Regions from separate parts of the Mus musculus genome. Here region 1 is linked to region 2. Evidence: chromatin contacts called from ENCODE Hi-C or POLR2A ChIA-PET data. All regions are on one chromosome and are shown on one strand. The core of a region is the stretch at or near the end of the contact, and the rest is flanking DNA. Distances in the headings are between cores, read along the strand shown.

The links. A loop is a pair of places that touch in the nucleus more often than their neighbours do. ChIA-PET counts read pairs that join two places held with the same protein, here RNA polymerase II (POLR2A).
Region 1: a loop to region 2 is called in a map of left cerebral cortex, with 7 times the contacts of the local background. The contact joins the promoter of Slc25a4 here to the promoter of Cfap97 in region 2. A Hi-C loop is called at or near these places in 2 of 37 maps with a recorded cell type or tissue (both left cerebral cortex). POLR2A ChIA-PET finds 5 or more read pairs at or near these places in 4 of 5 experiments (Patski and embryonic stem cell).

The regions. Positions count from the first base shown.
Region 1 is chr8:46,209,188-46,213,449 of GRCm38, forward strand. Slc25a4 (solute carrier family 25 (mitochondrial carrier, adenine nucleotide translocator), member 4) reads right to left here and starts at 1,875. Exons shown (of 4, transcript NM_007450.5): 1 at 1,625-1,875; 2 at 1-321. The coding sequence starts at 1,735.
Region 2 is chr8:46,162,087-46,166,247 of GRCm38, forward strand. Cfap97 (cilia and flagella associated protein 97) reads left to right here and starts at 1,565. Exons shown (of 5, transcript NM_025747.4): 1 at 1,565-1,663.

The sequences.
Region 1 (4,262 bases), core at 625-3,124, 47 kb after region 2:
GTCGGCAGCCAGCCTGGTCCTAGCAAAGTCCAGCGGGTAGACGAAGCAGAGGGAGGTGGCCCCAGCTGCCCCACCAGAGGCCAGGTTACCAGCAAAGTAGCGCCAGAACTGCTTATGGCGATCCACGCCTCCCAGGAAGATCTGCTTGTACTTGTCTTTGAAGGCGAAGTTCAGGGCTTGAGTGGGGAAGTACCGGATCACGTTGGCCAGGTTACCCCTCCAGAAAGAGAGAAAGCCCTGCTCCTTGGGGATTCTCACGACACAATCAATGATGCCTTTGTACTGCTTCTCTGCACTGATCTGTTTGCTGGCATGCTGGACCTAGTTTGGGGTGGGAGGGAGGAAGGGGTGGCAGAGGACAGGCAGAGAGAAGGGAAGACAGAGGGGGAAAAAGGATTTGTATTTCCTCAGTTTTTCTTATTTTTGTTTTGAAAGGATAGGGTCATCCTATATAGCCCAGGCTAGCCTGGAACTAAAAAATCATCCTGTGTTGCCTCCCAAATGCTGGGATTATAAATGTGCACTGCTATGCCCAGGGTTCCTCGCCCATCTTTCACTTTCAAGTGACAAGGGAGAATTCCAATTGTTTTTTAATGTATCAGGAAATCAGTTACCAAGAACATACCAATAAATGTTAGTTACTTGACTAAGCTAAAAAGCAGTCCAATTTCTCGACATTATAAGGACATTTGAGCGAAATTCCCTGCAGGCTTATGGGGAATGGCAATAAAGATCCCTCCCTCAAGGGCTCTTAACATGGTGAGCAGATGACAATGTCCCTGCTTTACTCGAATGTCCCCCGAGACAAGGTTGTCTTAACAGTAGGTGTCTGAAAATTTTCAAGCAGATAATTCAAGTGATTAGTGAGTTACTACTGCCGTGGCCAATCTGTTGGAGCATTTTGTGTTATGTTTAAATGCCCAAACGGCTCTTCCCCATTGAACAGCGTTTGCCTTTGAGATGGATCAGATGATGATGGCAGGCCCCTTCAATGACCGGGGAGAAAATTATATGGGGACAAGATGGCCAAGGCGGTCTGAATTTATCCTGAATATTACTTCTGGATTTCTGCCTCAGTGTCTCCATCTGTGAATACGGGCCAAGGACGATTCCTATCTTGCAGAGGTTATAGGAAAGATGAATGAAATCAATGTCAAGTTATAGCGCAGCGCACGCGACATAGAGCGAACCCCAGTCAATGATTAATCTGATGCTTCAATTGTCAAGGGTGGATGCAGATAAGAAGGTGCAGAGGATGTGGCCAAAGGGTGAGGCCCGCCTAAGAGGCCTTAGATGGAATGTCGCTTGCTGTACCGGGCACAGGATCTGGCTCGAGGTAGACCAGCTTCGGGGTGGGTTTCCATATATAGACACCCCAACGCGGGCGCCACCCGACACCAGGAATCTGCCACTGACGCTGGACCTGTATCTGCGTAGAGGGCACCTTCCCCTTCGCCTAGGCCCCGGGCTTGCGGCCTAGCACAGATTTTTCCGCAGCGTCGCGCGCGCCCGCGCCGCAGCATCCCCGCGCCCCGCCCGCATCCCTGCGCCCTGACGCGCGCGCCCCGCCCCGCATCCCCCCAGCGCCCTGCCGCGCCCCGCTCGCGCCCCCAGCCGTCCTGACCTGCAGCAGCAGTTTGACCCTCTCGATCGGGGCGACCGCCGTCTTGGAGACGGCGGCGGCGATGCCACCTGCCAGGAAGTCCTTAAGAAAGCTCAAAGCCTGATCCCCCATGCTGAAAGCCGGGCGCACACAGCCTGCAAGGAGCCGCTCGTTTGCTCTTGCCTACGCCCGGCCAGGCACCGCCACCCCGAATCCGTCCCTGCACGACGCGAAGGGACCGCCCGCCTGACCGCAGCCCTCCTTATATCCCCGGCTCGGCGTCTCGCGAGAGGAGGAGGGACCCCGGCGAGCGCGCAGCGCGCATTGGCTGGGCTGGTCCCTGGACAGCCCCTCTCCATCCCCCTCCTTTGCAGAGGGCATTGGGGGCGAAGACGCTTCCGGGAGCTAGGGGTGGGTTGGGGGCTGTGCCTGCAGCTTGGGACGTTTAAAGGGCAAATTCATGCTATCTGTCCCAGCGAGCCGAGGGAACACCGTGTCTCTGCTGCATGTGGACCGTTGTATTTATAGCTCACGAGGGTTTAGCCTGGGGACGACCTGGGGACAGAGAGGGGGCCCCTTGATGCTTCAAGGGAAGCTCTTTTTGACCTCGATCTTGCACCACGGTGCTTTTGGCCAAGAAGGTTTCAGGCTTCCACCCCTTCCCGTTGTCAGGGCGTTTCCAACTAGAGCTCCCTGCCTGGATTCGGGCCTCTGCAGAACTCTGCGTTTCTGCAAATAAATCATACTCCTCCCAAATACATACTAACATCTTTTTAATGCCATTATTGCCTCATAGTAGAGGGCAAGCTCCTGTCTCCGACTTCTCTCCATTCAATCCTTGAACCATTCAGTCAATAGAAAATATGTATGCACCGGGCACTCTGCGCCATCAGGGAAAAAGAAAAAAAGCAGAATGCAGCGGCGCTAGGTGGATTCTCAGTTTGGCAGTGAATGTGGATGTGTGGCTTTTCTGTTAACTCGGCCTGTCACACTGACACACAGGCCGAGGACTCCTAAGGAAAAGACTCTCCTTTATTAGCTCCTAGTCTCTCTCAGCTCTTGGGATTCTCTCGTGGACAGACCTCTAAAGGGCTTGAATGCGTGCTCAGCTCTTAATGGAATCTCAACCGTATTTCGTGCAGGATGGTTCCAGTTGGCTGGCGGCTTCTTAAGGATCAGAGTCCTCAGACTTTTGGGAAGGTCGACTCCTTGGCTGTGTCTGACTCTATAACAGACAGCTTGAGGTTGGGGGAGGGGGGCCGAGGCACTGTCTAATCCCAGGAAAGTGATTGCAGTTTTTTTTTGTTGTTGTTGTTGTTGTTTTTTGTTTTTAATACATGGATGTGAGATTTCGTTACCCTCACCTCATTTAAGGCAGTTCAAATATAACTGTGCATATTTTCCATACTGCTGCCCCTTCCACAAGAATGAGTGCTATTAGGGTTTTTTTGTTGTTCTTTTCTTTTCTTCGTTTAACTTCAAGCCCCTTACTCTGTTCTTTTCCCACATTTGCTAACCTTCGTTTGGACATCGGTCAAGGCAGTTCATCTTTTTAAAAGTTTGCTGATCTATGCATATTTCATGTTAGGTGCTGACTGAGCTGCACCTGTGTGTCGCTCAGAGCCTAAAGACTTACTAGAGCAGAGGTCACTGGCGGGATGCCAGGAGCACATAGGTGATGTATTTATTTGCAGTTGGGAGAAACAAGGCTGGGACCCGTTACCATGTTGCTGGAGGTCAAAGAAGACACACGCATAGACAAACATAAAAGGCATCTCTGTGTTCCTTCACCAGATACCAACTGAGCAATCACTGTGTACCAGGAAGTGTGGCCTCTAAAGGAAACGCAAGTAGCACCTTGAGCCACCTCCAAGGACCTTTAAGTTCAGGGTTGTCCATCACAGTTTCACACAGCAATTTCCATGGACAATAAAATTTCTATATTAGTCATAATTATAATTGTGTGTCTACTCCATTTGGCTCTATAAATATTGGGAAGTAAATGAAGCCATTTCCTTTCAGTTCTGTGTTAGAGGTTGCCTACTTAATTACCTATTTGTCTTTACTTAATTACCAATTTGTTTTTACTTAATCACCTATTTGTTTTTATTTTTATTTTTCATTTATTAAGGGTTAAAGCAAAATTACAACTTTTATTTCTTTTATTGAAAATATGTTTTTTTCATATAGTATATTCTGATTATGGGTTTCCCTCCCCTTGGTTTTCCCAGTTTCTCTACCACTCCCATCCAAATCCACAGCCTTTCTGACTCTCATTACAGAACAGTCATGTGGGGGCTGGAAAGATGGCTCAGTGGTTAAGAGCACTGACTGCTCTTCCAGTGGTCCAGAGTTCAATTCCCAGCTACCACATGGTGGCTCACAACCATCTCTAATGGGATCCAATGCCCTCTTCTGGTGTGTCTGAAGACAGCAACACTGTACTCGCATACATAAAATAAATAAATAAATATATCTTTTTTAAAAAGAAAACAGTCATGTAAGGAATAATGTAAGATGCAATAATAAGAAAAAAAACAAACAAATAGGAATAGGGCAGAACAAACAAACAGAAGAAAAAGAGCCAAAGAAAAAGCACCAGACACACACTTGCCAGCATGCATAGGAATCCCATTAAAAACACTAAACCAGAAACCAT
Region 2 (4,161 bases), core at 315-2,814:
CACGATTAGACACCTAGACACTTAGTGAAGCTCACCTCTGGGTGTGTCTGGAGGGCATTTCCAGAGACATCATGTGGGCTCTGATCTCATCAATGAAGTGACCCTTGATGGATTCATAATATGCTGGCATTATTAGCAGGTGGTGATAGGGAGGAGGTGGCGCCTAGGTGGAAGAAGGTCACTAGAGGTATCTCTAGCATTATACCTTGCCCTGGCCTCTTCCTGTAGGCCAGATTCTCCAGTCTTATAATTCCACAAACTGCTGCTCTGTAGTGCCATGAAGGACTGAACCCTCTCAAAATGTGAGTCAACACATCTTTCCTCACTGTGTTAGCTATTCTGTCATGGCTCTGACAAACAATACACTCGTAGTCCCTAGGATATAATGTTAAGTTTGTGCTTGCTTCCTTAGTACCTTTATTTAAGTGCTGAGAACTTATTATGGCTGTAACAAATTACTACAAAGTTAGATGTATAAAACAACTCATTGATTTGGATTAGGGAGCTGTGGAGGTCAGAAATCTAAAATCCAGGCATATTTGAGTTCTTTCGGGGTAGAAGCCACTTCTCCCCTCTTTTCAGTCTTCCAGAGATGCATGCATTCTTTGGCTCATTGACTCTTCCACACATCACTCAACTATTTTGTGTCCCAGCTCCTACAACTAACTGGCTTGGAAGCTTTTGCCTCTCCCTTTTATAGGGATTTATAGTGGCTGATTACACAATGAGCTCCTGGATAATGTAAATTTAATTGCATCAGCTAAATTCTTGTGCCAGATAAAGTAACATATTCGTGTACTCTGGTGATTAGAGGATAGAGATCAGGAGTGTACTGCCATTCCTGACCCTTAGATGTGTCAACAAGAAATTAAGGCACTCAACCGTCTATAGAGATCATTTTTTATATTGCTTAAAGTGGACCTTCACCATCAGAAGGGCCATCCTTTATGGGTTACCTGCCCCGGTGCATATTAACTATGCTTGAATTTGAAATTTTTTCCTCCTTTGACACGGGCCTCACGATATAGCCCTGGCTGGCCTGGAAGTCACTATGTAGAACACAGGGATTCCTCTCCCTCTACTCCCAAGTGCTGAGACCAATGGCATCCGCCACCAGGACTGGTTCGTGTAAACAGCGTTTTGCTGAAATAAAATCGAACAAAACACACAGTCGTCCTCCATTTTTATTATTGTCATCTTGTTACAGAATTACAAGATTACAGCGTCTTTTTAGGAAACCATCCCGGACGTCTAGACCTACCGCAGCGTCGTGGGTAGGCGAGCAGGTGATGCCCTGGACAACAGGGAGGCCTTGGTGGCCTCCTTTCCATGAGCCTCCGAGACCTCGCGAGGTCCTGCCGAGAAGCTGTCGCCCCTGCAGCGCCGGCCTGATCACTTTGACCGGGTCTCCCGGAACTACGGACGACAGGAGCGCAGCCCTCACCCTCGCCGGCAGAGACTCGGCTCCGCGCTCGCCCCGCCTTTCCCCTTCCGCTGAGTCCAACCCCCGGAGCTTCCGCCCGCGCTCAGGCGTGCGCCGGTCTCCGTTAGCTTCTACCGCGGGGGAGGGAGAACGGTGGAGGTGTGGCTGCGCGTGCGCAGAGCGAGCGAGAACCCGAACGCTCCGCGGGGCGCAAGAGTCCGTGGCGGCCACAGTTCGCAGGTGAGCGGCGCTCGGGCTTCCGCATCCGGTCGGTCTCCAGCGGGCGAGACGGCCCTCCCCTGCGTTCGGGGTCCGTTTCCCCGGTTCAGTGCCCGACGGAGGCGAGCACCCGGGGTGGGTACCGCCGAGCCTCCACGGTGGGGGGGACACAGGCTGTCCTCAGCCCTAGGCGCCGCCACCTCGGCCTCGCTAGCCCGCAGGGCGAGCGACGTGGTAACCGCTATTAAAAAAAAAAAAAAAAAAAAAAAAACGATAGCCCGGCCCGCAGGACGCGAGAGGAGGCGTGGAGTCGGGGTCCGAGCCCACGGCTGCCCCTCTCCGGGCGCTTGAACCCGAACCCACAGCTCTGAGGCACTGAGTGTGAAGAGGCAACCGACTGGGGTCCTGGAAGAAGCCCCAGACTCCTGAAAACCAGGTGTTCAGTTTGAGCCAAGATTTTTGTATGCTTAATTTGGTGCCCTATTGTGTCCATATCGACAGATAAGGACTTATCTCAAATGTACAAAATGCCGTTTTTAATGACAGGTTATTCGAGTATTCTTTCTGGTGTATTGGGAAAGCGCTGTTATTTCTACTGCTAGTTCTGCATAAGCTAAAACATCACTCTCCAAGTAACTTCCAGGTAGCTTTGACAGCAACCTGGCTCGATCCACCAGAGGGTTGTTAGAGTCTCATGAACCATCCTTTGATTTTTATCCTTCTCCCGTGTGTTGTAAGATAATCTTAACGATCCTATAAAGCTACAATTTTTCTTGCCTATTCCCGAATGTAAGTTGAATTAGAAGCAACCTTGATGTAAATTTTGGCAAAAGAATCGTTAATGAGGGAGATCGTCCGCTAAGTTTTCCTGGAACTTAAGTTTGTGTGTGTACAGCCACTCTTGCCCAATAGAAATTCTGACTATAAACACCAGAAATTTGACATACACTAGGCAGTGGGCCACCTCTCCAGCGGAGAGAGGGACATTATCAAAATACGCTGGAAACATGATGGTTTTATTCTGTTTACATAGGAGGCAGAGTAAGAACCTGGGCTGAGCCTTAAATCTCCAGACCTCTTTGTGGGATAAACCCAACTGTTGTAGGTCTTTTTCTAGACACTGGATGTATAAAGGTGAACAAGAAAGACCTCTGGAGCGCCCAGTCTGGTAAGAGTGGCTATACCTCCACCTCCTCCTCGCCCCATCCTCTCCTCTCTCCATCTTTCTCCAGAGCTCAGGTGATCCTCTTAATTTGGCTTCACTAGTAGTTGATTTATAAGCACACGCTATAAGGGGTCCAACGCTAGCCAGTCTCGTGAGGAGACTCCCGTAGGCAAAGTTTTAGACAAATCTCTTCCCGTTCTGCTCTTGGACCCCTAGAAACTAATTAGACGAGACAGCATCAGTGTGGAAGACCACAGTACAATTTCCTGTGTCCTTCATCCGGTGCCATTCACCGTCTCTTTTGAGAAATGGCCTTGTTTGGCCTAGAACTCACCAAGTAGAAGACTGGCTGGCCAGCAAGTCCTTAAGGATCCACCACCTCAGCACCATGTTTACAAACACACGCCAGCGCCCTCTCCTCCCCCCAACTGGAGCACTGGAACTATTTAAGCTTTTCTATCTCACCCAACCTACTTCTGAATAAACCTAAGCATACACTTCAGTAAGATGTCACATGTCTGTTAGTCAAGATGTACTACTGTTTCTGAGCAAACCATTAATAACTTCTGTTACGATGATGACTGCTTTTTTCTTTAATAAACTTATTGGGGGACACACTCATTAGTACTTGTGGAGGTTGGGAGGACCAGGGCTTAGTTCTCCTGTTCCATCCTGTAAGTCCCAGGAACCAAACTCAGGCTGGCAGGCTTGGTAGCAAGCACCATTACTGACCCAGTGATCTCAGTGGTCCTAAACTGACTTTTCGGTTATGGCTACGATTCTGCAAACTATCTCATCATTTAGTGATTTTTTTTTTTGTCTAGTATGAAATTCTTCAATTTCAAGAGATTTACGTTAGAGCTCGTACAATGTATTTTTAGGTTGATTTAGTGCTGGGTCTATCCATTTGGGAAGTACTTATCCTAGATGAGATAATATTGCCCTTAACACTTGAAACTCCAGGACTACTCAATTTAAATTTCCATCCATTTCTCTTATATTACCATTTAGTAACAATTTGGAATTTCCATAGATCAGTGACATTTCAAACTCATTGATGAGACCCCCCCCAGTAAGAAACAAGTTTTATATCAAGTACTACTATATGGAATATATATAAAGATAGAAATAAATTTCATGAAACATTACTTCAAATGTGGCATGCACTTTTCAATTTTTATACTGCTGTGCTTTAAAGATTAGCATGGCCTACTGAATTTATCTTACATTGAGCTATGACATGTGGTTTATTATAATACTTGAGGTTGTGCTTTCAAACTGTTCTTTTGAAATTTAAGGAAACATAAAAACCATTATAATTGCAAAGTTATTAGCCAGAAATGATAGAGGAGGG